2 separate regions of the Homo sapiens genome follow, and region 2 is linked to region 1. Evidence: read pairs that join two places in POLR2A ChIA-PET (ENCODE). Cell type or tissue: MCF 10A. All regions are shown on one strand. Links, peaks and the distances in the headings refer to the core of each region. The heading gives the core; the rest is flanking DNA. Region 1 overlaps LINC02942 (long intergenic non-protein coding RNA 2942). Region 2 overlaps LOC107985251 (a long non-coding RNA gene).

The links. ChIA-PET counts read pairs that join two places held together with the same protein. Peaks named below come from ENCODE experiments on the same cell type or tissue, not always from the same donor. Only the 100,000 strongest peaks of a DNase experiment are listed, where the experiment ranks them.
Region 2: POLR2A ChIA-PET joins it to region 1 with 7 read pairs; 10 of 35 experiments call an interaction of 5 or more read pairs at or near these places.

What each region holds. Positions count from the first base shown.
Region 1 is chr1:207,301,669-207,316,996 of GRCh38, forward strand. It overlaps LINC02942 (long intergenic non-protein coding RNA 2942), which reads left to right. Exons shown (of 4, transcript NR_186170.1): 3 at 102-239; 4 at 6,799-12,513. The region is part of intron 1 of LOC107985251 (a long non-coding RNA gene); the gene reads right to left. Among named protein-coding and RNA genes, the nearest start is that of CD55, 12 kb to the right of the region's middle. RefSeq lists an enhancer at 14,916-15,328. In MCF 10A, for the core only: no CTCF peak of the experiment used is centred there; DNase peaks (open chromatin) are centred at 8,193 and 9,733.
Region 2 is chr1:207,224,564-207,239,891 of GRCh38, forward strand. All of the region lies in intron 1 of LOC107985251 (a long non-coding RNA gene), which reads right to left. It also overlaps the pseudogene C4BPAP2. Among named protein-coding and RNA genes, the nearest start is that of LINC02942, 7.9 kb to the right of the region's middle. In MCF 10A, for the core only: no CTCF peak of the experiment used is centred there; a DNase peak (open chromatin) is centred at 8,328.

The DNA.
Region 1 (15,328 bases), core at 6,317-11,316:
CAAAGTCAGCATTGAGACTGTCTTCATTATGCCTTCTTTCTTCGTTGCCTCAAATGCTTATTGAAATCTTACTATCTCTCAATCTTTGTGCTGGATTTTAGATTACAAGACTGAATAAGATAGACATGACCTCCTTCCTCCTGGACCTGACAATTGTTCCTTCAAATCACTTCCACACATGCATTGCCTGGGGACTGGGGACTGGGGTCTGGATCCCATGGCCAGACCAAACCCCAAAGGTGGGTACTGGAGTATCCTTAAATTGGGACAGATATTCACACTGCAAAGGTTTGAAGAAGCAGGAGCTCTTGAAAGGTAGGACTGATCTGTAGCTCTGTAGGACAACGGACCAATGCTATTAAATGGGATCTGACCATGAGGGTACCTCTTGAGAATAAGTTGACTTTTTTCTTATTTTCTCTTGGACTATGGTTACCAGTATATTTAGCCAAGTGTTTTTGTTATTGTTTTTATTTTATTTGCATTTTTAATTTCCCTCATATAATAGAGTATCTACCACCAACTCTTCAGAAAAATCTAATACATCAGGATAGCTTTACCTGATACCATTGCAAGGAATAACTGTATGAAGTTTAAAAAAAAAGTGTGGCCTGCCTTACATCCACCCCTCTGCTGAAACCCAGGCGGGACTTTGAAGAGGCTGTACCCAGGTATTCAGGGAGGCAGCCAGCAGTAAGGGAGGCTTTTCCTTGATGGAGTTTGGAAAGAAGAGGAGACTCAGGCAATGCATGAAAAACAACTTCCAGAAGCCTGAGAGGCAAAACCTTCCTTCTCCTAAAAGTCTAGGGAAATTAAGCTTTTAAGAGCATGTTTGTAGGAAGGCTGATGCTCGCCTTACATCTGCTAATTAGAAGGGGAAATCTATGGAGGCTCAGTGAAAGGTGTATTGAGAGGAAGGGTGGAAACTTGAGAAAAGCGAAAAAAGTGTGAAATAGGTGAGGGGGAGGATGGGACAGAGGGTTGATGAAGAAACATATACTGTGTTCAAAGTTCAGTTAAGATGGTGTAGTGTCCATTTGGTTGTCTTATTTTCTCCAGCAGATCATCTGAAGATTTAGAAATGGGCAACAGTAGGGTTCATCTACCTCTGGCATTTTGCCAGGCACATACAACAGAAAAATGAGATAGGAAAGATAAGGGCATTGAAAAGAAGGAGGAAGTGATGGGCCATAGAATGTCAATCTGGAGAGGAAGAAATGAAGACAGACAGGAACTGAGAGGAAGATACAAAGTAAAGAATCTATGAGTTGGAAGATCTCAATGAGGACAAAGAATGATAGGTTGAGAGTCATTTGATTAAAGTTTATGCAGAGAGACTGATGTTTGAAAAAATGTTTTTGGAGTTGGAGCAATTCCAGACAATGACATCTTCCAGGGTGTGTCTATGGGAATGACTGGCTGACATGGAGGAGGTCCATGGAAGTTAGTAAGTCAAGGCAGTAAGTGACCAGAGTATCAAATAAGGATATGATGTCATCCTGAAAATGGGTGGATGTTGGACAGACAGGAAGACTCTGAGGGTGTTGAAGTTTTTATAAATCAAAAGCAGGGTTGAAGAGAGGTCAGTACCTAACAGCAAGCAGAAGGTGTTGAACAGTAGCATTGCTCAATGGAACAATTTCCACAGAAGCTGGGAAACTTTATACGAGAGGGAAGATAAGAAATAATCTGAAACTGACAGAGTGGAAAAAGCATAGTTTTCATTTACTAATAGAAACCACAGAACTGGTCAGGCTGGATATCGGGGGAAATTCAGCCAGATATCGGGCAAAATTCACCCCCGATATTTCACGTAGGTTCTTTTCTATATTCCCTAAATGTCGGCCGGCCTGAGAAATAAAGGGAAAGAGTACAAAAGAGAAATTTTAAAGCTGGGTGTCTAGGGGAGACATCACATGTTGGCAGGTTCCGTGATGCCCACTGAGCCGCAAAACCAGCAAGTTTTTATTAGTGATTTTCAAAAGGGGAGGGAGTGTACGAATAGGGTGTGGGTCACAGAGATCACGTGCTTCACAAGGTAATAGAATATCACAAGGCAAATGGAGGCAGGGCAAGATCACAGGACCACACGACCAGGGTGAAATTAAAATTGCTAATGAAGTTTCGGGCATGCATTATCATTGATAACATCTTATCAGGAGACAGGGTTTGAGAGCAGACAGCCGGTCTGACCAAAATTTATTAGGCGGGAATTTCCTCGTCCTAATAAGCCTGGGAGCGCTATGGGAGACTGGGGCTTATTACATCCCTACAGCTCGACCATAGAAGACGGCCGCCCACCGAAGCGGCCATTTTAGAGGCCTACCCTCAGGGACGCATTCTCTTTCTCAGGGATGTTCCTTGCTGAGAAAAAGAATTCAGCAGTATTTCTCCCATTTGCTTTTGAAAGACGAGAAATATGGCTCTGTTCCACCTGGCTCACTGGCTGTCAGAGTTTAAGGTTATCTCTCTTGTTCCCCGAACATTGCTGTTATCCTGCTCTTTTTTCAGGGTGCCCAGATTTCATATTGTTCAAACACACATGCTCTACAATTTGTGCAGTTAACGCAATCATCACAGGGTCCTGAGGTGACATACATCCTCCTCAGTTTACGAGATAACAGGATTAAGAGATTAAAGTAAAGACAGGCATAGGAAATCACAAGGGTATTGATTAGGGAAGTGATAAGTGTCCATGAAATCTTCACAATTTATGTTCAGAGATTGCAGTAAAGACAAGCGTATGAAATTATAAAAGTATTAATTTGGGGAACTAATAAATGTCCATGAAATCTTCACAATTTATGTTCTTCTGCCATGGCTTCAGCTGATCCCTCCATTCGGGGTTCCTGACTTCCCGCAATAGCTGGATTGGTATTTTTTAACCATTTCTTTTACTTTAAATGGAATTTAAATATAATTTAAATTTTAAATGGAAAATGAACTATAATCTGGTAAATGGCATGCAGTTTGTTACCTTGCTTGCATATTTTGTCTTATTTTCTGCCCTTTGAGTTTATGTTAGTCTTAGGCTCTACATCATTCTTCTCTATGCCTGATAGAATGGTTTGTTTGTACCGCCCTGCAATATATTTAATATTATGATGGGACATATTATGTACCATGCCCAGATCCTATGACTCACAATTAATAGGAAAGATTAAGAGACATTACTCATTCATTTATAGCTAAGTGACGTGTTATTTTATTGTTTTATTTATTTTATTATAAGCCCATAAGATGATGGCTGTTACGTACATAACACCTAGACCAAGATTGCTAATCAAAGGAAAGGGAACTAAACTAAATCTCTGTTCTTGGCAGCGTCACTCATTGTCCATTCATTCATATGTTTATTGACTCTATCTTATATGTCATGCACTGTATTAGTTGAGCGGTAATATGACTCATTCCTAAGCTTTGTCCTTGAGAGGCCATGGTCTAGTGGCAAAAACAATTACAGATATTTGTTAAATGTTATAATAGAATATTGTTCAAGGTGTGTGGGAAGGTTACGGAAGACTTCCTGAAGCTGATAATAGTTAATCTCCATCCTGAAGTAAAATGAGTTAGGCAGGTATATAAATAAATCACATCTTAGGTAAAGGGCAAAGCAGCTGAGGTGGAAAGGCTGGAGCCTAGGCAAGCAATGCACATCACGTTCTGGAAGCAGCATGCAGACTGCCAGTTTGCACCCTCCACACATCATATCTGCTTATCCTGAAATTACACTGGACTTTGTGGATCCTTCGCAGCAGAAAAGGCTTCACTAAGAAACACTGAAACATATTCAGATTTCAGCTGCTAAATTAAAACTACTGACATTTCTCAAAGAATCTGGTTTGTCCATTAAGTGCAAGCTGATATCATCACAGAAATTTTTTATCTTGGGAGCACCTTTTGGAAACTTAGACTCCAGTTACGTATTTGAAATAGCGAAAACCTTTGTCAAACAGCCCTTCAATCCGATGCAAAACCATTAGTGCTTTGTGCGCACATTGGGCAACTGTGATCCTTCAGGATTGGCTGCTCTCGAGAAAGAAAACTCCCTATGGGCCACCACACCCCCTACTTTATCCATGGGGAAGCAGCGGTATCAAATGGCCAATGGTCCTAGTTCCTGGCACAAAGTAGAAGCATGATAAACATTAGTGATTAAACATATTAAACATGGAAAACATAAAATTAGTGATTAAAAATTAGTCTAAATCCATGTCTTACCAGGTGGATTGTTATCTCCAGCAAACCCTGGGCCTTGAATTCACTTTTTGTCAAGGAATTTTATTAAGAAACATGAGTCATATCTGAATATTTTTAAAAATATAAATTACAAGTTAATTGGCTTTGCAAAAGACATATGTTGATGTACTTTGTTGCATTTTAGGTAGCATTTTGGTTAAGAAGAGCCCCCTCTTTAAGCCATTTAAGAGGGAAAAGCTGATTCACAGTTTGCCTTATTTGCTAGGTATTTCTATTCCAGGGGCAAAGAAGATTATTCAACATATACTTCTGTTCTCTATTTTGACATATCCAGTTTTTCCAAAGTTCCTAGCCAGATGCTAAATTCATATAGCTGATAAAGGAGTCTCTGTTCTTAAGATGATAATAGAGAGCATTTCATGAAATGGTTAAGCAGTAACACATATACATAGTATATGTATATATATATATAGTGACTTCTGTTGAAAAAATAAGTGACTATTCGTATTTATTTTCACTCTTTCTCAAAATGCCACTAAAATTACAGTGTCATTTTAACTAAAATTAAAAATAATTTTTTAAAGGCATAAAAACACAAAAGAATAAATGGCAGAGGAGATGCAGAAAGGTGTTTGAATTGTTACCGATTTAGCAGAAAGTAGAAAGCTAAAACCTTCCTGCCTGTAGCCAGTCTGTTTATGCTGCAGAACCCCAGAAAGGCTCAGAAATTGGAGGCACAAAGAACCTTTGGAGATTAGGAATTAAACTGAAAATAGGAGGATCAGTTGAAAGTGTATATAAAGTCGACAGACCTGAAGGACGCTTCTCATATGCAGAGCATTTAGGAGACTATTATCATGCTTTTACTTTCTGCCAGGAACTAGGACCATTGGCCATTTGATACAGCTGCTTCCCTGTGGATAAAGTAGTGGGGTGGGGTGTGGTGACCCGTGGGAAGCTTTCTTTCTCGAGAGCAGCCAATCCTGAAGGATCCCAGTTGCTCAATGTGCGCACAAAGCACTAATGGTTTTGCTTCTAATTGAAGTGCTGTTTGACAAAGAAGGTTTTTGCCATTTCTCCTATCCAGAGAAGAGGCAAGGGGCATTAAATGGAAAAATCAAAATCAGAGTAGTTCTCAACTCTAGGAAAACTGACAGTGAAAGAAGAAGGGTAGGAAAGGCAAACATTGAATGGTGAGACCTGTAACTCCCTGGTGAGACTAAGATCCCAGAATGTTGGTAGCCAGGCTTATACCTCTCTGTTCCATTCCAGGTGAGACTTCAGAGGATTTCTTTTTAGGGAAATGAATGAGACTAAGAGAAAATACTTTTAGATGCTAACATATGGGGTTGTTTCCCACACTGTCAAGTTCCCAACCCAATAACCCTACACTGAAGCCAACCAGGAAACACACACAGTTTACAACTAGCTTGTTGGAGTCTCATTTGTAAATATTGAAGGAAACATTATGGATCATAAGATGCTTGAGGAGGCCTCCAACATGAAATACAGAGAACAAAACTAACAAACACGGACAAAAAGAAACTCGGAAGACAGACAATGCAAACAGAAGAAGAAAACAAACCACCGTCAAAACAAAGCAAAATCCTGTATATTTAATATCATCACATATAAAAGAAGATATTATATATGTTAAATGAGTAAATAATGCTGGTTAAAAACATTCAGAGAATAAGTAAGAGCTCATGGAAATTACAAATATTACAGCAATAATAAAAGTTCAACAGAAGCACTGGATAAAAGTTGAGAAATTTTAAGAAAATATAACAAGATGAGAAACAAAAATAGAAAAGATACAAGGTTTAGAGAACTAATAGGAGTTCTAAGATTAACAGTCTGACACTTTGGGAGGCCGAGGCGGGTGGATCATGAGGTCAGGAGATCGAGACCATCCTGGCTAACAAGGTGAAACCCTGTCTCTACTAAAAATACAAAAAATTAGCCGGGCGCGGTGGCGGGCGCCTGTAGTCCCAGCTACTCGGGAGGCTGAGGCAGGAGAATGGCGTGAACCCGGGAAGCGGAGCTTGCAGTGAGCCGAGATTGCGCCACTGCAGTCCGCAGTCCGGCCTGGGCGACAGAGCGAGACTCCGTCTCAAAAAAAAAAAAAAAAAAAAAAAAGAAAAAAAAGATTAACAGTCTGACTAATAAGAGTTCTAAAAAGAGTATACTGAAAAAAATTATCAAAATAATAATATAATAATAGTTTCCAAAATTGGAAGGCACAAATTTCTAGACTGAATGGTTCAGCATAGTGAATGGAAACAGACTAACACAAGGCACATTGTGATTAAAATTTCGGAGTTCCAAGTTTAGAGACAAAACCATAACTTTCAATAGAATAAAAGTGAATCAAACATAAAGAATTAAGAATCAGAATGACATTAATATTCTGAAAGTAATTCTGAAATTAGATGTCAATTGGAGAAATGCCTTCAAAATCCTAAGGAAAATGGTTTCAACTTAGATTTTAAGACCTAGACTAACTATCGATCAAGTTTGTAGGCAGAATAAAAGCCTTTTCAAAATTTAAAAAAATCTAAAAAAGAAAATTACCTCCCCATGCCCCTTTTTTTCCAGGAAGCTATTGGAGAATACACACCTTCGAAATGCGGAGAAATATAAGAAAAGGAAGACAAGAGTTCAAGAAGCCAGGCATCCAACAATAATAACTAAAGAGGCAAGGTAATTCTCAGGATGATGTAACAGAAAGTCCAGACTGGTGAATGACAATGAAGAACTACAAGAGGTTTGTACTCTGAAAAGAAGAAGGAAAAAAGTGGAACTCACAGTTTGTCTAAAGTTTTTGACCATGTTTCAAGGAAGTATATGGTTCTGTGCAAAGTTAGCAAAAGGTACATTAAAAAAATGAGAAAACAACAAAATCAGGCAATTACCAACTAAAAGTATAAAGAATTTGGTACAAAAAAGGAAATTAATAATACACTACATGCTAACTTGTTAACAATTTTTACATAGTACCAATACAATAAATACAATGTTAATTTCAAACTGCAATTAATTATGCTGGAAGGATGTGGGAGTGTTAAGAGAGTTAAATTAAAATCTTCATAACAGGAAGTCAACAGATAATACCTACTGAATATTTCTACTTTTTGGAGGGATGTTGGGTTGGGGAACTACTGTTTCATTTCCTTAAAGTACTATTTGGCTTTTTAAATTGCCTGTACACATGCATATGCATACATAGTCTAAAGTTAAATTTTTAAAACCACATATAAAAGCCATGTGGGAAAAGAATTATTGTGAATGCTTAGTAAAAGAATGTATGCACAGCACATAATACAATGTTGATACATCATAGAGTATTAATAAAGTCCCCAAGATTTGCCTGCTTGGGATAGTCTTATTAACAAAAGTTAATCTTGTTAATAAAACAGTCAACAAATATATAAATCTTTACTCATCAGTCCCTAGTAAAATTTTCCAACTGTTGTGGAAGATATAAAGAAATATGAAACATAATCCTTACATTAAAATACCTTCTAATAAGTTATGGCAGTTAATATTTAATTGGTGTTATATGTACAGTAGGCACTGTCCCAAGTTCTTTACATATTATCTCTTTTAATTCTATGAGATAGACATTATTATCTCCATTTTATTATATAAATGAGGAAACTGAGGCACACTAAAATGAAGTAACTTGTCCAGGTCATGGAGCTCATAAGAGAGGGAGGTAGGATTCCAGTCCAAGCAGAAGGCGAGGGAGTCTCAGATTGCTTTATAATCTAATTGAGGGGAAGAAGAAACAGAGCTAAACAACCTTATATGATTTAAGGAGGAGTTCAACATAATACTGGAAGAGATGTCACAAACTAATGCAAGCATACTTTAGGGGAAATTGCTGTATTACACTAGGAGATCAGAAGAGAGTGCAAACCCTTCAGACTGATAGCCAAGGAAGCATTTAATTGGACCAGCTGGCTGGGGAGGGCATTCCTTGTAAGTGAATCAACACGCAGAGGTGGTAACCATAGCATGCCAGGGATCAGCGAGGAAGGTAATTTGACTAGAGCATAGCACATTTTGTTCATCCACAAATAAAACCTGTGAGATCAAAGCAGGAAAGGCCTAATAACAAATTATAAATGGCCTTGAAAGCAGACTAAGAAGCTTGGACTTTATTTTGTGAAAACGGGAAGTGATTGCTGAGCATGTGCACTTAATCTGGACATTGTACATGTAATCAGCTGACAGGAAGAGAACAAGTAACGGCTTATTGTGGCAGTCTGGATAAGATTTATCAAAATCTCAAACTAGCCTGGGGTAAGTGAGAGTGGAATTGGCTGGATCCTGGATGAGAAGTCCCACAAGGACTTACAGAAACAATTTGCATTTTATCTTTCTACCAAGGAGAAAAGTTTTTCAAACTACAAAGGCTAGATATAATTAAAAGGGAATTAAATTTCAAAAAGTTCAAGTAAGAGTATCTGCTTTGAAAAAATGAGTTTCTAGGTTTCAATAAGTTACAACATAGCATAATCAAATACTTAACTATTATGATTATGAATTGGCTGGCAGGATTTCTTTTAAAATGAAAGTAAAGCTTTCTAGATGTAACAATAAAGCATGCTCAATATGGAAAAAATATACAAAGAAAAAAATCAGCAAACTTATTCACATACCCTTAGTTTGGTTATTTTTTTTCAGTCTTTTCTATGAATAACTTTGTTTCCATGTTAATACAAAGTTACAATTGATTATCATATTATATATAGAAGATATAATTTTCTTCTTGCTTAAACATTTTAATAAAACATTTTTCAGTCTTTTCTTTGAATAACTTTGTTTCCATGTTAATACACAGTTACAATTGAATTTTCTTCTTGCTTAAACTTTTTTTTTTTTTTTTTTTGAGATGGGGTCTCACTCTATCGCCCAGGCTGGAGTGCAGTGGCCCGATCTTGGCTCACTGAAAACTCCGCCTCGCAGGTTCATGCTATTCTCCTGCCTCAGCCTCCTGAGTAGCTGGGACTACAGGCACCCGCCACAACACCCAGCTAATTTTTTTGTATTTTTAGTAGACACGGGGTTTCACCGTGTTATCCAGGATGGTCTCGATCTCCTGACCTTGTGATCTGCCCACCTCGGCCTCCCAAAGTGCTGGGATTACAGGCGTGGGCCACCACACCTGGCCTTGCTTAAACATTTTAATAAAACATTTCATATTCCATTACAAATTTATTTGTATACATAACTAATAATTGCATAATACTTAATAATGTGTATATATGTACTAAAAGGTTTTTAACCATTCCTGTGTAGTTGGATATTTAAGCACATTCTAAATCTCTGTTTATATAAGCCTAATATCTCTTTGCTCAAAATCAATTTTCTGTATTGTGGATTACCTCCTCAGGCCGGTTTTCCAGCTAAAAATCTTAAGAAAAACAATGGAGAATGAAAGAAGTAAACAGTTTAAACATAACTTCTATTTAAGAGGGCATGAAATGGTTAAATTGCAAAACCTTAGTGAGTCACCAGAGTGATTATTTTTAACCACACTGTCCCTGAAGGACAACTGATAATGATATATGGGAAGTAACTATAGTGCAGAAAATATCTAAGCAGGCATAACAAGTGTTTAGTAATTAACATCAGAATGACATTATAGTTTTTATTAATTTTCCAGCCAGAGTCTCACTCTGTCACCCAGGCTGGAGTGCAGTGGTGTAATCTCGACTCACGGAAACCTCTGCCTCCCAGGTTCAAGCGATTCTCCTGCCTCAGCCTCCTGAGTAGCTGGGACTACAGGCGCCCGCTACCATGCCCAGCTAATTTTTGTATTTTTAGTAGAGACGGGGTTTTACCATATTGGCCAGGCTGGTCTCGAACTCCTGACCTCATGATCTGCCCTCCTCAGCCTCCCAAAGTGCTGGGATTACAGGCATGAGCCATCGCACCTGGCCGCAGAATGACATTATCGTTACATCTACACTTGAATGTATTTTATATTGCATTTAAATTTATTTACATGTATTTTAACTTAACTGGTAAAATTCTGAAGCATGGGTATAATTATTCTCTTAATGCACCTTATTCTTTTAAATTTCTGAATTAATGGAATCTGTAGACATTATTACAAAGATATATCTGAGCCAGTTATATTACTGAAATCACCTTTGCAAAAATTATGACAGTGAGAAAAATATGACATAGGAAAATTATGACAGTAAAGGAAATCTGACCTAACCAACTCCATCTTGGTTCTAACCTCCAAGCTGTCCTTGTTCATTCCCGGGTACAGGCTGAACTAACTTTGAGAGGAATTTAGCTCATGGTTTAACTTTGAAACAAAGATGATAACAGCCTTCCCCAAAACAAATCCCCTCCTTGTTTGGGGACCAGATTGCCTTTGTAAAACTAACAAAATTACCCACAAGATTAGGAATTATGGAGTCATGCAACCAGAGATCACAAGATTCCTAAGCTCAATTGCTCTGATAGATAACATTACTGTTGTAAAACCTAAGATTGGTGTTCGAAGCATTTTTCAGACCCTGCATTCTGATAGACCAGCTGGTGCCACCCAGACTGGTAAACTGGCTCATCTGGTTTTGTGGCCCCCACCCAGGAACTGACTTAATGCAAGAGGACAGCTTGGACTCCCTGTGATTCCATCCCTGACCCAATTTATCACCATTCCCCATTCCCTAGCTCCCTACCCGCCAAACTGTCTTACAAAAATCCTAGCCTCTGACTTTTTGGGGAGGCTGATTTGAGTAACAATAAAACTCCAGTCTCCAATTTAGCCAGCTCTACATGTATTAAACTTTGTCTACTGTAATTCCCATCTGGATAAATCAGTTCCATCTGGACAGTGGGCAAGAAGAATCTGTTGGGCAATTACATTACCCACTGACAAAGTAAAAATCCGGTGCTTGGAGTGAGCAGACCAAATACACAACACCCTTTAAAATATGGTGCTTGCAGGGATCTGCTTTTTATTTTGTAGTTTATTGTGAAGTGTGGGTGGTGTGATGGGCCAAGCACAAAACCTGCAGTTGATGATGTGGGTTCATGCTTTACCCTGATTATTATTAGGTGTATGACTTTGGACTTGTTAGAGAATCACTGAAATTCATTTAGAGGTTAATAATAACACCTATCTCACAGAGTGGATCTGAGAATTAAGTGAGATATTAGTGAAAAACTCCCCAGAGATGATAAGTCCTACATTCATCTAAATTGTTGCTGTCATTATTTCTGTCTGCCACATTATCCTGGCACAAGATTTAGTGGGGATTCATTGAGCAGGTGAGAGGTGATGTGGAAAAGATCCATAAAATTACCTCATTAGCTCTGAGAACCTATCACTAGCTCTTCAGATGGAGCAGTGAGAACAGGCTGGGATCAAACAGTATGGAGAAAAGAATCTCCTTGGTTCTCCTTTCATGGGAAATTGCATCAGAAGTTCCTGTGGATGGCTTGTTAATTGGTGAGCATTCTGATTCAACACTGTGTCTCTCAGAATATAGTAAACAACCAAGGTTACACTATCCACATCAAATGATTAATGCAATATGCTTATAATTGTTTTGTGATTTTGCCAATTTTCTCATATATATAACAACTCAGTGTTTTGCAAGTCAGCAAAGCCCATTGATATTGTTCTTTATGGGCTCAAATTATTTCACATCCATGGTTAACACTACTTCAAACTGATTGACAAAATTAGGGGGCAAAACGAGAAAAGGTGTATTTGGTTGTGCTATTCTTGACACATAACCCAGTTGATTCACTGTTGCCAAAGCCCACCAACTCCACATCTGAGACCTTTGATTCCATTTTATGATTTTTAATCAACTTCATTGAGGTATAATTTACATAAAACAAATGGAAACATTCAAATTATCCAGTTTCACGAGTCTTGACAAATGTATACACCATGTAACCACTACCCCAATAAATATATAGAACATTTTCCCCCAAAAGTTCCCTTTTGCCATTTTGCAGTAAATTCTCCTACCCTCTTGCACTCCCCACTCCCGATAGTCATTACTTTGATTTCTATCATCATAAGTTGATTTTGCTTGTTCTGGAACTTCATATAAATGAAATCATATAATATCCACTCTATGTGCCTAGTTTCCTCTGCTCAGCAAGTTTTTGAAATTCATCCCTATTGTGTGTATCATTAATTTGTTCCTTTTTAATGTGAAGTAGTATTCATTGTATGGAAGTGCCACAATTTGTTTAACCATTCAGCTACTTATGAATTGTTTCCAGCTTGTAGCTGTTATAAATAAAGCTTCTATAAACATTTATGTACAAATCTTTGTAGACATTTTTATTTTTCCTGGGTCCATACTTGGAAATATAAGGTCATATGGTAAGTCTCTGTTATGTAAGAAGTTTCTAAATTGGTTCTTTTCCATGCAAACCTGACACACACACAAACAAACCCTGACATAATTATTATAGACCTTTGGGCTAATGGACTAAATGACATCAAAATGAGGCCACATGGTCTGGAAACATGAGGGGGAAAGGATGTCACAGAAGTAGTAGAGGAGGTGGTATCAGATGGGGGACTTGAGAAAACAGAAGTGTTTTCAACAAAACCTGCAATTATTGTTTGTCTGAAGTAAATTACCTTCTTCATAGCAGAACATTTGGCTATATGAGAAAGTACTATTTATCCTAGAGAAATGATCATCATATAGGTAAATGGATTTTATTTGACATCTGAAAGAACAGTGCTAGGAAAATACTCACCGATGAACACTTTGAGAAAGATCGAGGAACGCTTTAGTCTTCATTATGCACCAACAAATAAAAGGTAACACGTAGAGTGGACGGAGCATAATTTTAAATCTCCCCAGAACTGGGTTCAAATTTTGCTTGGCTTTGCCATCTGTATTGTTTTATCCAATCATTTCCCCCTCTGAACCTGTCCCAACATGTGCAATTGTAAGTAATAATAGTTTACTCATGGCACTGCTGGATGGTTAACCAAGGTTAAGTCTCAAAGTGAGAGTATCAATGGAAGGTGATCCCTTCAATGTAAATTTCTTCTTTCTTCCCTCCTTACCCTTGTGCAATTCTAGTAAGCTTAAATTGTAAATCTGCTTAACTTGCAAGCTGTTAAATCAAGGGAAACAAACTGCAGATGGGACTACATTGGAGGTAAAGAATCCAATGTTTATACAATTCTGAATCTTGGTAAATGACCTAATCTTTGCTAAAGGAAAAATACTACTGAGTGGGGAAAGAATAAGGAAAACAACTAAATGATCTCCACATTGCTAATACATGAGAATTTCATATTGCTTTTACAGAATTTTAAAACTGTATGTCATGACATGGCTGTATTTATAGATTTCATGAAAAGTGGCCAAGTCTTGTTATAGGAAACATTCATTCATGTCATCACCCATGATCATTCATTATTGTTAATATTTATAGAGTACTGTGTGCCAAGCAATGGGCCAAATGCTTTACATACATTATTTCCTTTATTCCTCACAAAACCTCTATGAGGTAATATCATTACACCTGTTTTATAAGTGGGAAATTTGTGTTTCAGAGCGGTTGGGTGCTGGACCACACTCTCACATGCACACACACTCTCACATGCTCACATTCATACACGCACATACACTCTCACATGCTCATACACATTCATATACATGCACACACATGCTCACACAGGCTTTCATACACACACTCACATGCTCACACACATTCATACATGCACACACATGCACACTCATTCATACATGCACACACATGCTCAGACTTTCATACACACACACATGCACACACACATTCATACATGCACGCACACTCTCACATGCTCACACACATTCATACATGCACACACTCATGCTCACACATATACATGCACACACTCACATGCTCACATTCATACATGCACACACACTCTCACATGCTCACATTCATACATGCACATACTCTCATGCTCACACACATTCATATATGCACACTCACATGCTCACACACATTCATATATGCACACTCACATGCTCACACACGTTCATACATGCACACACACGCTTACACACTCATACATGCATACACTCTCACATGCAAACATATTCTCACATTCTTGCACACACATACTAAAATGAACAAACTAGCCACAAGATTAAAAATTATGGCTCAGGAGTCATGCAGCTAAAGGCTACAAGATTCCTAACCTTCCCAATTGCTCCTATAAATAATGTTACTATTGCAAAACCTAAATTTGTGTTTGAAGTTCACACATGAACACAGTCTCACATGTGTGCACACACACATTTTCTTGTTCCTGCCCCTACCTCCAAAGTGGAGGTAGCAAAAATTCACTGTTGTCTCAGAAAGTTAGATCTTGGCAAATAAATATTTGCTCACATAAGTCAAGCATTGCATTTCCCCCTGGCTGCTGAGCCTGTTCTCACACACACAGGGAAGTCAGCTGCAGGGCAGGATGCCATTTCATAGGTGAACATGTCACATGGAATTAGACCACTTTTTCCCAGGTCCTGCTGAACCTGCACCTAGTGAAAAAAAAACTACTATGTCTGCTGCAATACACTGATACCTTGATTAGTGAATTCCTGAAGAACTCATGTATAAGAAATGGGAGAGTCCACTCATTTGTTTTCATTTATTAAAAAATACCCTTATTCTGTGAAGCAGAATTACCTGTATTTGCAGCTGCATGACAAAAATGCCTCAATATAAAGCTCCCCCCAACCCCCACCCCCCGCCCATTGGCTATTTTAAGATAAGTTGGCAATAAATTTAGGCTGAGTTAGAATGTAAATATGAAATAGACTGGTTCCTCAGATGTGAGGCATAGATAGGCACATTACATACTTTGGTAGCATAGAGGAAGGTACCAGGTATGATGCAATGGCAAGGGAGATTTTCTGGAGGAATGTTGCCTGGCCAGTCTAACAGAGGTGTTAAGATCCTAAGCACTAGTTCTACTGCCAGCAAGCCATGTGGTTTGGGGCTAGTTTCTTAACTTCCCTAAACACCAGCTGGTTCACTTGCAATGAGGGTGATAATATTTGCTCACAGTTTTGTATTCCTTGGCTTTCAAGAAATTGCACAATCCTCTTTCCTTTCCACTACC
Region 2 (15,328 bases), core at 6,161-11,160, 77 kb before region 1:
GGGGGTGGTAGTTGGAAGAGGTGGGGGGACTCAACCGGATTCATTCACTCTTTAACCATTTTCAAAGATAATCAACTCTTTTTTAAAAAGCTTATTAGAATATAATACACATATAGAAAAGTATACAAAGTGAAAATGTACAGCAACATGATTCATCAAAAATCAAACACTTAATGAAAATGTCACCCAGGTAGAGATGTAGGACATTGCCAGCCCCCAGAAGTCCCATGGGGGCCCTCCCATTTACTACTTCATCCTTCTTCAAATGTAACCATCATCCTGATTTGCAGAGTAATCATTTCTTTATTTTATTTATACTTGTTCTGTAGCTTAGTTTTGCATTTTTAAAAGCTTTAATAATGGAATAGAATTATACATTAATGGTCTGTCTGCTTTTGCTCAATGTATTTGTGAGATTCACCCATTTTTTTGTAAATAGTATCTCATTCATTTTTATTGCTGTCTAGTACTCCATCAGTTGAATGTACCATAATTTACTTATCTGTTCTAGAGTTGATGGATTTTTAGGCTCTTTCATGTTTGGTCACATTACAAATAATGTTGCTGAAAACATTTCTGAGCTTGTCTTTTAGTGCACATGTTTGTGTATTTCTGCCAAGAAAATATCCATGATTGTAATTGCCAGGTTCTAGGACATAACCACAAACTGTTTTTGGAAGTGGCTGTACCAATTTATATTTCCTTAGGTAGTTCATTGGAGTTCCATTGTGTCCTACTCATGAAAACTTTGGTATTATCATAGTTTTCAATTGTAGACATTCTGGTGAGTGTGTAGTGATTTCTCATTGTGGCTTTTATTTGTATTTCCTGATGACCCATGTGATTAAGCACCTATTAATATGTCTGTTGACAATCTGTATAGCCCCTCTATAGGAACATCTATTCAAGTCTCTCAGCTGTTTTTAAATTGCACTGTCTGCTTTTTGAAAATTAATTTGTGGCCTTTCTTTTTATTTAACCTCATGATTACTGAATATGATTCTGTTTTGGAGTAACTCCCTGTGGCTAAATTAATGCTTTTGTACCCAGAAGTTCATGAACAGTGTAAAAGTTTACTGATTTTGTCAAGGAGACGAAATGTACATCAGCAGTACAATAAGTTAATGACCTAGTTCTGCATAACGAGAAGGGTCGCTCACTGAATTGTTCATTAAATGAAACTCTAGCTCATTCTCCTCTACCTTCTCTCTCACCATTCAAGTTTGCAGAATGGTTCCTCCCATTGGCCATGGGTCCTATGAAGATGTGAGATCATTTTTTATTCTCTACTACTCTGGTGCACTGTCACTGTGATGATGGATATGTTCTAATTGGAGAGGCTGAAGTCACCTGCAGAAATTCACATTGGTCAGCTCCAGCCCCTCAATGTAAAGGTTAACTCCAAACTTACTGAGGGCCCTTGCTAAGAAGGTAGAGCCTCTATGAAAGGTCAAACAAGAGTCTCCTCCTAGACAGAGGCAGCACTTAGAAATTTACACTTTACTTATTTATTTAATTTGCATAATTAATATATACACATGGTACAATATTTTAATAGCATGAATGATCACAGTTTATCACTCTTGAACACTACTGTTATCAATGTATCTTTCAGAGGTCATCTGGAAGGCCACTTTTTGCTTGAATAAAAGTTTTGATTTAAATATAACATACTACAACACTGTGTCCAAATCTTAGGTGTACAGGTCAATAAATTATCACAAAGTGAACCCACCATGACAAACTACCACTCAAGTCAAGAAGCATCACCACTACCAGCATCCCAGAAGTGTTCCGTGTGCCCTCTCCTAGTGACTCCCCAACTTTCCTTCCCAATTAGTCTCACCTCTAGCATCACAGATTAGTTTTATCAACTTTTTAGCATTATATTTAGATTGGTGCAAAAGTCACTGCGGTTTTTGCCATTACTTTGAATATAAAGGAAATCATGTATGTATTCTTTTGTGCCTGCCTTCTTTACTCAGTATTATGTTTTTGAAAATCATCTATGTGTTCTTGCATGGGGTGATAGCTTATTCATTTTCATTGTTGTATAATCTTTGGATAAACATAACACATTTTATGTATCTTATAAAAGTTTAGGATTTTCATGTTATAGGCTATTATGAACAATGCTCTTATGAACATTCTTGCACATGACTCTTGATACAAATGTGCAAATATTTATGTTGGGAATAAACTTAAAAGTGGAATTGCTATTTCATAGAGTATGCATCTATTCATCTCTTTTTTTTTTTTTTTTTTTTTTTGAGACAAGTTCTCATTTTGTCACCCAGGCTGAAGTGTAGTGGCATGATTATAGCTCACTGTAACCTCCAACTCCTGGGTTCAAGGGATCTTCCTGCCTCAGCCTCCTGAGTAGCTGGGACTACAGGCATACACCACCATACCTGGCTAATTTTTAAAAAGTGTTTTGTAGAGATAGGGCCTTTCTTTGTTGCCCAGGCTGGTCTTGAACTCCTGGGCTCAAGTGATCCTCCTTTACCTGCCTTGTCCTCCCAAAGTGTGGGATTACAGCTGTGAGCCACCACACCCAGCCATATATTCATCTTTAGTAGATAATGCCAAATTTTGTTCAACGGTGATTGCAACAATTTAAATTTCCACAAGCAGTGTATGAGTGTTCTAATTTTGATAAATAGAAGTTCTAAATTCTAATTTAGTTCTATTTATAATTTTTTTCCTTGATGTTGGCACCTTTCATATCCTGTTTAAGAAATATTTGCCTACAGCAAGGTCACAAAAAATATTTCCTTATGTTATTTTCCAGAGCTTTATTGTTTTAACTTTTCACATTAGTATCTCCAAATCACTTGGAATTCCTGTGTGTTTATGGTGGAAAGTAGTGGTTAAAATTTGTTTTTCTCCAACGGCTGTTCAATTAATCATATAGCACTTATTTAATAAACTATACTTTCCACACAACTCTGCAGTGTGACCTTTGTTATAATTCAAGTGTCTGTATATACAGGGTTCTGTTAGTGGACTTAGAGATACAATTTTTAATTTGAGAGTATCAGTGAGGATTTGGCAAAATTTTAGTGGGCATCTACTTAAGTTTAAATGAGGAATCCTGTGGGTAAATTCCCAACATCTTTGAAGTATTCGATGTCTCCATTAGAAACCATGCATGCTCCCACCTTCTCATAATGAAGTTGACCTGATAGGAGATTTTTGGTCAACCACAAGGATAGGGTCAACCTTTTTTTTTTTTTTTAACTAATCTATTAATAGCAACTCAAGGAGCTAATTCCCCACACTGTCTCCATTTAACACAGCAAGATATTAAGAATATGAGAATAAAAATTATATACTTAGGACCATGAAAAGATCAAGGTTTGGAAATACTGTACTAATTTTGAAAACTCTGACTCTAGGACCGCAGTGACTAGGTTTACATCATAATCATGCCACCCAAAGGCTATGCAATATTAGACAAGTCACACAAACTATCTGTACCTAATTTTTCTCTTTAGCAAAATGGAGGTAATAATGTTTTGCATTAGTACTTACATTGACATATAGTATGTGCAATAACATTATTAGCATTATTATTAATCTTATTGTTATAATCATAAATAAATGGAGGTAAAGAACAACTCTCAGCATCCCATCCAGGTATAATTTATCAATGTTTCATAACTCTCAATATTCTTACTATTATAAGATCTTATTCTGAGAATCATAGGATGATCAAAATTGTGTTTCCATTATAGCTCTGTGTCTGAAACCAGAGACAGAAAATGGAAAGCTGTCTGGGTAAGGATCTGTATGTTGAACTTGAAAATGTCACCATCCAGTGTGACTCTGGCTATAAAGTGGTTGGTCCTCAAAATATCACTTTGGTTGGTCCTCAAAATATCACTTGATCAGAGCACAGAACATGGCAGGCACCCAGAGGTGCCCAGTTGTGAGTGGGTAAGTGGCACACATTTCAGGGCATCCTATCCCATTCTAAAAATGATAGTCTCCTCCAGAGCACTGTCCTAGCCAACACCAGCGAGATCTGACTTTTGGCAAGATTTATTTCGGGCACATCACTTACAGAATTAGCACCGTCACCTTTGAAGCACTTTGGTGTACTTGTTAAGGTAAGCTCAAGAAGGACCACACCCCTAGATAGGAAGGTCTCATAGATCCAGCTGACTTGACCCCCAGCCTCATACTTTCTATAATAAATGCTATGCTTTTGCTTCATTTCAGATGGGCCCATCAGAATTGTCCCTTCTGTCGCCCCTAACGAGGCCCCCTGGGTGTTGTCTGCAGCGTTGTTCCTTCCCTGCTTCACCAGCTACTGATTGCTGCCTGACGGCCGAGGGAGAATACTTTGCTGAGACCCTAGTTTCTTTGGGATTTTATTCATCTGTCCTGAGGAGGGTTTTGACATTCCGGTTTTGTGGTCATCAGTGATACATCCAGAAGAAATCTTACATATTCGGATTTCATTTGGAGAGAAGCCTCTCAAAAACTATCGCTTTATTTCATTTAGGTAATCTCTGAAGGTTGTGAGCAAGTGCTCACGGGTAGAAAGCTCATGCAGTGTCTCCCACACCCAGAGGATTCGAAAATGACCCTGGAGGTGTAAAAGCTGTCTCTGGAGATTAAACGACTGGAACACGTGTGAGACTTGAAGACGAACAATGCCAGTTAGAAACCAGTTAGGAAGGATTTTCCTTCCCTTTCCCCACAAAACAGAGAAGCAGTTATATTTCTCTCTTTAGCAATTCTGTGTTTCTCAAGTACTATTATTTACTGGGGAAAAATATCTGTGTTTAGGAGAATTCACTAATATTCTTAGTGGCACCGATCACATGAAACAATTCATAATTTTTGTCTTAGTTCAGTTTAAGTTCCTGCTTTCCTGGATTTGGTGGACTGGCTGAATAAATAATTACCTATCAAAAATCAAATTATCTTTGTTTTTACTTTGATTTCTGAGTAATGAAAAATTAGGGCTCTCTGTAAGTCATTTTCTGATGTTTCTCAGATTAACTTACTTTTCTACTTTATTGTATATGTTGTCCTCAAAAAACACATACTTGCATCCTTTATCTGAAATATCTTTACCCTACATTTTCATTTCCTACTCTTCCTGACCTGTATCAGATCAAATATGCCATCTTCTTCTGAGTCTCCTCCATTCTGATTACTAGTATTTCTCTAGAGTAACTTCTTGTTTCCACTTTATACTTAAGGGATATTTGGTTTTGTTTGATATCCCTTTCACCCAATAATAACAAGCTTGAAAGTTATTCAAGCCATTCAAGATGGCTTGGCCATCTGCAAGCCAAGGAGAGAGGCTCGGAAGAAAACAAGCATGCTCATACCTTGATCCCAGACTCCCTGCCCCAGAACTGTGAGAATAAGAAAAACCAAAACTCTGTTGTTTAATCCCCCTAGTCTTTGATATTTTGTCATGGCAGCCCTAGAACACTGATATGGACACCAGTAAGAGAGTGAAAGGCAAGCTACAATCTGGAAAGCACTATTTGCAAAGCTCATGTCAAACTAAGGGCTTGTGCCCCCCAAATATAAAGAACTTTTACAAATAAATTTAAAAAGATAATCAACCCACCAAGAGAATGGAAAAAGACCTGAAGAACCTTCACAAAAAATGATATCCAATTGGTTTATAGACATAAGAAAACTTGGTTAACTTCATTAGTCATTAGGTAAATTAAAATCAAACACAAAGTACAATTTCAGAATTCATACTCAGAAGAATAGCTAAAATGATAAAATATCAAGTATTAGTAAAAATGTATTCCAACCGTAACTCTGAAAACCTGCTGGTGAAAGTATAAATTGGTCCAACTGCCTTACAAAATTCTTTGGCAACTAAGCTGAACATATGTCTACTCTATGATCCAGCAATTCTACCCCTAGAGATTACCTCTCAAAAATGCATCCGTATCTATTCACCTATGGACATGTGCTAGAATGTTTATAGCAGCCCTATTTACAATAACCCCAAACTTGAAATGATCAAAATGCTCATGAGTAGTAGAGGATAAATTAATGGTGATACATCATATGACGAAATATACCGCAACAATGAAATGAATGATTATACAGATGAATTTCAAAACAGAAAGTGTTTAGTGAAAGATGCCAGATACAAAAGATGTACATACTGTTTTGTTTCATGTATGTAATGTATAAAAACAGGCAAAAGTAATTCATAGTGTTTAAGTCAAAATAGCAATTTCCCCCGGGATGGGGGTATGAGGAAGGCTTTGGAAGTCCTGGTAATGTTTTGTTTCTTCATCTGGGTGATGTTACATGGGTATGTTCAGTGTGTGAAAAGTCAACTAGCTCTGCATTTGAGACGATGTGCTTTTTTGCATGTAAAATATTCTTCAATAAAAATTAAATTAAAAATTGTAAAGAAGGTGAGTCTTCTTTTTTTTCTTTTTTTTTGAGACAGAGTCTCACTCTGTAGCCCAGACTGGAGTGCGGTGGTGCAATCTCAGCTCACTGCAACCTCTGCCTCCTGGGTTCAAGCGATTCTCCTGCCTCAGCCTCCCAAGTAGCTGGGATTACAGGCACGTGCCACCACACCTGCCTAATTTTTGCATTTTTAGTAGAGACAGGGTTTCACCATGTTGGCCAGGCTGGTCTCAAACTCCTGACCTCAAATGATCTGCCTGCCTCGGCCTCCCAAAGTGCTCGCATTACAGGCGTGAGCCATTGCACCTGACCAAGGGTTTTCTATACCCCACTGATCTCGGGGCGGGGTAATGGCTGGTCTTCCCATTGACGTAGAATATCCTTACCCATAATGCAGTCAGATATAGGAGAAATTGCTATATTCCTCACAACAGGATTCATCTTTTCAGTGCTTATATTGGCCACATTTTTTTTTTGTTTACAACTACACCTGATATCCCCAAGGTTACTCTGTCCCCAGTTAGGTGGAAAATGTGAATAAGTCCCAGAATCTGTAAGTTTCATCTACACTGTTTTGGCTCCCTGCAGGAAAGAATAACCTAGGTGTTAGATTTTGTTGGTTTTTTGTCTATATTATTCCAATACTATTTCTCTGGACCAGATTCTTGGAAGCTAAAGGTATAGTTTTCATGCCCCATTGGTAAGGTCTACTTCTATCATGCCTCTCAAAGTGATATGGTTTGGATTTGTGTCCCCTTTGCCTTCCACCATGACTGAAAGTTTTCTGAGGCTCTCTCAGCAGTGCTTCCTACACAGCCTGTGGACTGTGAGCCAATTAAACCTCTTTTATTTGTAAATTACCCAGCCTCAAGTTTTTTCTTTCTTTTTTTTTTTTTTTTTTTTTTTGTGACAGAGTTTCCCTCTGCTGCCCAGGCTGGAGTGCAGTGGTGCGATCTCGGCTCACGGCAAGCTCTGCCTTCTGGGTTCACACCATTCTCCTGCCTCAGCCTCCCGAGTAGCTGGGACTACAGGCACCTGCCACCACACCTGGCTAATTTTTTTTTTTTTTTTTTTTTTTTTGAGACGGAGTCTCGCTCTGTCGCCCAGGCTGGAGTGCAGTGGCGGGATCTCGGCTCACTGTAAGCTCCGCCTCCCGGGTTCACGCCATTCTCCTGCCTCAGCCTCCCAAGTAGCTGGGACTACAGGCGCCCGCCACTACGCCCGGCTAATTTTTTGTATTTTTAGTAGAGACGGGGTTTCACCACGTTAGCCAGGATGGTCTCAATCTCCTGACCTCATGATCTGCCCACCTCGGCCTCCCAAAGTGCTGGGATTACAGGCATGAGTCACCGCGCCCGGCCGGTCTCAAGTATTTCTTTATAGCAGTGCGAGAACAGACTAATCCACGGGCTTTAGCTATCTCATAGTATCACATCTCTCCCCTTCATTGTCCTGTTTCCTCACAGAGACTTGGCTATAACGGGCATGGGGTCTTGCATGAATCCCAATGTCTATGCAATGATAGTATTTATAGTATTGACAAACGTCAAGAGGAGGCTCTGATGGATGCGGACATCAGATGCTTGGGTAAATCAAAAGATACAGAAATATGGGAGGACATTATCAAGGTCTGGATACAGGCAGAGAGATTAGTCACATTTTCCAGATTAGTTTCCAGGCAAGTTTCCAGCTTTCAAAATCTTCACAGCAGATTCACAGTTGAGATGATTTTATCTGAATGAGTGAGAGCCTCATGAGAACTTTGGAAATGCAAATATTCCCTTCTAAGCATTGCCTTATAAGACTAGAGCAATTCTAGACACGGGCTGCTTTTGATATAGGCTAAGCCAACTCAGCCAGGTCACGTGTACCTCATCGATATATGACTTCAGGTGTAATGACTCAGCTTTCCTGGCTGATATAGCCCACACCCAGTACACTCCTTACCTAACACTGGGTAGTTACTCAAATGTCTCTTGACATCAGACTGATAGCCCATTAAGGCCTACCCTATATTTATTCTCTGTACTTGAGTCATTATGTGTTTCTTAAATTGAACCAATGTCTTCAAGCCGGAAAACCACAGTTTCTTCACATCTTCTCTTTTCCTTATATCTAATCAGTCATTTAATTCATTTCCTTCTTACTTTGAAATGTTTTCGAGAGAATGGAAAAATGTTTGTGTTAGAATTATGGGATAATTTCTACAATATAGGTCTATTTTTAAAATTTCATTTACCCCAGTTCCAACTATTATTTGACCCAAAATGGATCTTCATCCAGTCCTTTGACTCTTGTACTTCCATTATTCTTCACGTCTCGTTTTACCAAGAAGGGTTAGAAATCTTTCAAACAAGCATGTTCAAGAATGATTTTTAAACAGGAGGTTGAGAGCCTATGCAAAGAAATGACTATAGAAATCAGTGACATAATCTAAATATATCCCCAATTCTGTCATTTCTAATCACATTTACACTATCACCCTGGCCTAAAACACCATCACTTCTGGACTAGATTACTACAATAGGCTTCTGGCTTTAGGCTTCTTCTCTTACCTCCTCATAGCAGTCATGGAGAGCTCAAGTGGTTGTTCCTCTACTCAGAATTCTTGATTAGTTTTTTCTCAAAGACTAATTTTATATATTATTTTCTGACTTCTGTCATTTCTGAAGAGAAGTCAGCAGTTATTCAAAGTATTCCCTGTATGTAAGCACTGTCTTTTTCCTGGATGCTTTTAAGATTTCCTCTTTATTTTTGGTTTTCAGCAGTTTGACTATAATGTGCCTAGGCATGGTTTTCTTCATATTTGTTCAGCTTGAGTTTCACTGAACACCTTGAACCTGTAAATGTACCTCTTTTCTCAAGTTTGAGAAATCTATTTTTTCAGATAATTTTACTACTTCATTCTCTTTTTCCTATTATGGAACTCCAATGACATGTTTATTTGGTTATCTGATATTGTCTTATAAGTCCTGAGGCTCTGTTTTTTATATAAATGTTTTATCTTTCTCTACTTCAGACTGGACAATTTCTGTTGATTTATCCTTAAGTTCATTGGCTCTTTCCTTTCATTTCCATTCAACTGCCAAGTTCCTCCAGTGACATTCTTATTTCAGAGGGTACGTTTTAGTTGTAGAATGTTTTGATGCCTTTTTTTTTTTTTTTTTTTTTTGAGATAGAGTCTCGCTCTGTAGCCCAGGCTGGAATACAGTGGCGCGATCTCGGCTTACTGCAACCTCCGCCTCCCAGGTTCAAGTGATTCTCCTGCCTCAGCCTTCAGAGTAGCTGGGACTACAGGTGCATGCCACCATGCCTGGCTAATTTTTTGTATTTTTAGTAGACACGGGGTTTCACCATGTTAGCCAGGATGGTCTCTATCTCCTGACCTCGTGATCCACCTGCCTCGGCCTCTCAAAGTGCTGGGATTACAGGCTGTGCCTGGCCAATGCTTTTTAATATTTTATTTTCTACTGAGATTTCTTATCTACCTATTCATTACCAAGCATATATACCTTTACATCACTGAGCATATTTATAATGGCTGTTTTAAAAAACTTGCCTGCTAATTCCAACATTTGTATCATCTTAAAGACAGTCACCATTGACTTTCCTTTCCCTTAACTGGAGTTCAGATTTTCTAGTTTCTTCATATGTCCAGTAATTTTGAATTGTATCCTGGACATTATAAATGGATTCTATTATATTCTCCCCAAAAAGAAAGTTATTTTTGTTTGTACTATTTTTTGTTTTTCATTTAAACAGACAACTAACTTACTTGCATCCAACCTGAAAACTCTCTCTCTCTGGAGCAGCCCAAATCTCAGTTTACTTCTTTTATCCTTAGCTGCTCTGTTTTTAGTCTGTCCTGCTCATGGGTGATTCAGAGATCAGCCAGAGATTTGGGCAGAGTTTATACACAGGATGGGCTCTTCTCTTTGGTTCTTTAATTTTTATGACTCCCATAATTTTCTAGTGGCTGTTGCTGCCCAAAGCTCTGTTTTTTTCAAACCAGGAAGACTTGGTTTTGTCTCAGAGTTTTAGCCATGCCACATCATGTCAACTTTGATATTCTCTCAGGCTAAAAGGCATAACAAATGGGAAGTTTGATCTATGGTGTCCCCTTCTTCTAAGACTTATTGCTCCTTTAGAATGTATCTGCTTTTGTTCACTTTCTGGTTCCCTAAGGTAGGATTTTTGTTGTTTTCTTCCGTATTTTATTCAGAGTTTAGAATTGCTATCTGTGGGAGGGTGGGACCAGTAGACACTTACACAGCTATACTGAAAATTGAAGTCTTCATCCTCTTACCCATATTCAGTCTTTTGAGCTTGCAGAACATGATGTTCCCTCTTCAGACAAAACTTTTCTCCTTGGTATTTTCATGGCTCACTCCCTCACTCAATTCAGGCCTTTACTCGAATGTAACTTATTCAGAGAAGCCTTCCTTGACCATATCATCTAACGTGTGCTGCCCATCCCACCTCACACCTTACCACCCAGCACATTACTCTGTGTTATTTTTCGTCATGCTACTTCTTTCTCTGACCTTGTATATATTTATTTATCTGGTTTATATTTATTTTTCTCACTAGACTATAAGCTCCTTGAGTATGGCATTTTTTGTCTGCTTTGGGTAGTGTGGCATTCCCAGCACCTAGAATATTGCTTGGCTCATCGTAGGGGCTCAAGAGATATTTGTTCAATGATTAGTTCATATTAGACGCTTAAAAATACATCTACACACAAACATGTACAACCAATTTTTTATGAAGGTGCAAATGTAAATCAAAGGAGAAAGGATAGCATTTTTGAGAACAACTGAACATCTACAGGCAAATAAATAAATAAATCTTGATGTAAACCTCATACCTTATATAAAAATTAACTCAAAATAAATCCTGGACTTAAATTTGAAACATAAAACTAGAAAAAGAAAAAAAACACATGAGAAAAATCTATGAGATCTAAGATTTAAGTGTAAAGTATAAAACTATAGCACTTACAAAATCTTGGGAAATAGCATAGGGGTAGGCAAAGATTGTTTAGATTTGACACCGAAAGCGCACTCCATTAAATGGAAAAATTGATAAATTGGATCTCGTTAAAAGTACTCCAGGGTGGGGTGTGGTGGCTCACACCTGTAATCCCAGCACTTTGGGAGGCCAAGGTGGGTGGATCACGAGGTCAGGAGTTCAAGACCAGCCTGGCCAAGATGGTGAAATCTCCAGTCTCTACTAAAAATACAAAAATTAGCTGGGTGTGGTGGCACATGCCTGTAATCCCAGCTACTCGGGAGGCTGAGGCAGAGAATTGCTTAAAACCCACGAGGCGAAGGTTGCAGTGACCTGAGATCACGCCACTGCACTCCAGCCTCAGGGACAGAGCAAGACTCCCTCTCAAAAAAAAAAAAAAAAGTACTCTGGTACACCCATACCCCATACTATGGAGTACTATTTGGCAGTAAAAAAGAAAAAAAATGGATGATTGACACATATAAAATCTTAAATGAATGTCATAGGAATTATGCTGAATAAAAAACATATAATCCAGAAAGTTTATATACTCTAAGTTTACACACTGTATAATTCCATTTATATAACATTGTTGAAAATGACAAAATTTTAGATATCAAAACCAGATTAGTGGCTGTCAGAATTAGAGGTGAGGGGGATGGGCATGAGGGAGGTGAGTGCGTTATAAAAAGGCAACATGGGTAATCCTTGTGTTGATGGAATTCTTCTGTATCTTGACTGTGATGGTGGATACACCAATCAACATATGTGATAAAACTGTGTAGAACTGAATGCACATGCAAACAAACAAGAATACAAATAAAGTGAGAAATTTGAATAATATCAGTGGATTATATCAATGTTAATATTTGTTTATTATTTCATAGCTCTTAATTATTTCCTTTTGTGATGACTTGGGGGGAAGGAAATAGTATCTCTGCTTTCTAGATATTAACCCCATTTCTTATCTTCTTTGTCTCTACCTAATTACCTAGTTTTCTGTGACAGTTATTTACATTATTTTAAAAGTACTAGATTTTAAATTAATGAGATTGAAGCCATAATAAAAAGTCTTCCAGTAAAGAAAAGCCAAGGACCTAATGGCTTCACTGCTGAAATCTACCAACATTTAAAGAAATGTTAATACCACTCATACTCAAATTATTCCAAAAAGTAGAGGACAGAATACTTCTAAATTCATTCTAGGAGGCCAATATTACCTTGATACCAAACCCTGAAAGAGACACGTCAAAAAAAGAAAAAAAAGAAAAAAGAAAGAAAAAAGAAAACTACAGGGCAATAACTCCAATGAATATTGATGCAAAAATCCTGAACGAAATACTAGCAAATTGAATTCAGCAATACATTAAAAAGATCATTCATCATGACCAAGCAGGATTTATTCCAGGGATGAAAGGATGGTTCAACATAATGCAAATCAATCAGTGTGATACATCACATCAACAGAATGAAGGACAAAAACCATATGATCATTTCAATTGTTGCTGAAAAGGCACTTGATAAAATTCAACATCCCTTCATGATAAAAAAAAAAACCTAAAAAAACTAGGTATAGAAGGAAGATACCTCAATATAATAAAAGCCATATATGACAGACCCACAATTAGTATCATATTAAATGGGGAAAAACTAAGAGCCTTCCCTCTAAGATCTGGGACATGACAAGGACTCCCACTTTAACCACTGTAATTCAACATAGTACTGGAAGTCCTAGCTAGAGCAATTAGACAAGAGAAAGACATAAAGGGCATCAAAATTGGAAAGGAAGAGTCAAATTATAATGATTTGCAGATGACGTGATCTTATATTTGGAAAAATCTAAAGCCTCCACCAAAAAACTATTAGAACTGATAAACAAATTCAGTAAAATTGCAGGATACAAAATTCACATACAAGAATCAGTAACATTTCTATATGCCAACAGTAAACAATCAATCTGAAAAAGAAATAAAAAAGTAATTCCATTTACAATAGCCACAAACAAAATTAAATGCCTAGGAATTAACCTAAGAAGTAAAAGATCTTTACAATGAAAATTATAAAAACACTGATAAAAAAATTTGAAGAAGACATCAAAAAATGGAAACATATTCCATGTTCACGGACTAGAAGAATCAATATTTTTAAAAAGTTCATACTATCCAAAGCAATCAACAGATGCAGTGCAATTCCTATCAAAATACCAATGACATTCTTCATAGAAATAGAAAAAAACTATCCTAAAATTTATATGAAACCACAAAAGACCCAGAAGAGCCATGGCTATCCTAAGCAAAAAAAAAAAAAAAAAAAAAAATGGAGAAATCATATTACCTGATTTCAAATTATACTACAGACTGATAGTAACCCAAACAGCATGGTACTGGCATAAAAACAGACACATAGACCAATGGAAGAGAAAAGAGAACCCAGAAACAAATCCACGGACCTACAGTGAACTCATTTTCAACAAAGGTGCCAAGAACATACACTGAGGAAGACAGTTTCGTCAGTAAATGGTGATGGAAAAACTGGATATCCATTTGCAAAAGAATGAAACTAGACCCCTATCTCTCAGCGTATACAAAGATCAAATAGAAATGGATTAAAAACTTAAATCTAAGACCTCAAATTATTTCACTGCAAGGAAACATCAGGGAAAATCTCCAGGACATTGGTCTGGGCAAAAATTTCTTGAGTAATACCCGAAAAGAACAGGCAACCAAAGCAAAAATGGACAAATGGGATCATATTACATTAAAAACCTTCTGCACAGCAAACAAAACAGACAAGCCACAGAATGGGAGAAAATATTTGCAAACTACCGATCTGCCATGGGATTAATAACTAGAATATATAAGGAGCTCAAACAACTCTACAGGAAAAAAATTTCATAATCTGATAAAAAGATGGGCAAAAAGGTTTGAATAGACATTTCTCAAAAGAAGATACAAATGGCAAAGAGGCATATGAAAAGGTACTTAACATTACAGATCATCAGAAAAATGTGAATCAAAACTAAAATGAGCTATCATCGCCAGTTAAAATGGCTTTTATCCAAAAGATAGGCAATAATAAATGCTGGTGAGGATGTAGAGAAAAGGAAACCCTAGTTCACTGTAGGTGGGAATGCAGATTAGCACAACCACCACGGAGAACAGTTTGGAGGCTCCTCTAAAAGTAGAGCTACCATATGATCCAGCAGTCCCGCTGCTGGGTATATACCCCAAAGAAAGGAAATCAGTATATTGAAGAGATATCTGTAATCCCATGTATGTTTTTTTTGCAGTCCTCTTCACAATATCCAAGATTTGGGAAGAACCTAAGTGCCCATCAACAGATGAAAGGATCTATTGAAATGTGGCACATATACACAATGGAGTATTATTCAACTGTAAACAAGAATAAGATCCTGTTATTTGCAACAACATGGATAGAACTGGAGGTCATTATGTTAAGTGAAATGAGCCAGGCACAAAAAGACAAACATCACATGTTCTCACTTCTTTGTGGGATCTAAAAAATCAAAACAATTGAACTCATGGAGATAGAGAGTGTAGAAGGATGATTACCAGAGGCTAGGAAGGGTATCGGGGGTGAGCTGGTGGGGGATGTGGGGATGGTTAATTGGTACAAAAAAATAGAATGAATGAATGAATAAGACCTAGTATTTGATATCACAACAGAGTGACTATAGTCAATAATAATTTAGTTGTACATTTAAAAATAACTAAAAGAGTATAATTGGATTGTCTGTCACAAAAAGGATAAACGCTTGAGGGGATGGACACCCCATTCTCCATGATGTAATTATTACATATTGCATGCCTGTATCAAAACACTTCATGTACCCTATAAATAAATATACCTACTATGTACCCACAAAAATAAATAATTCCAACATTTT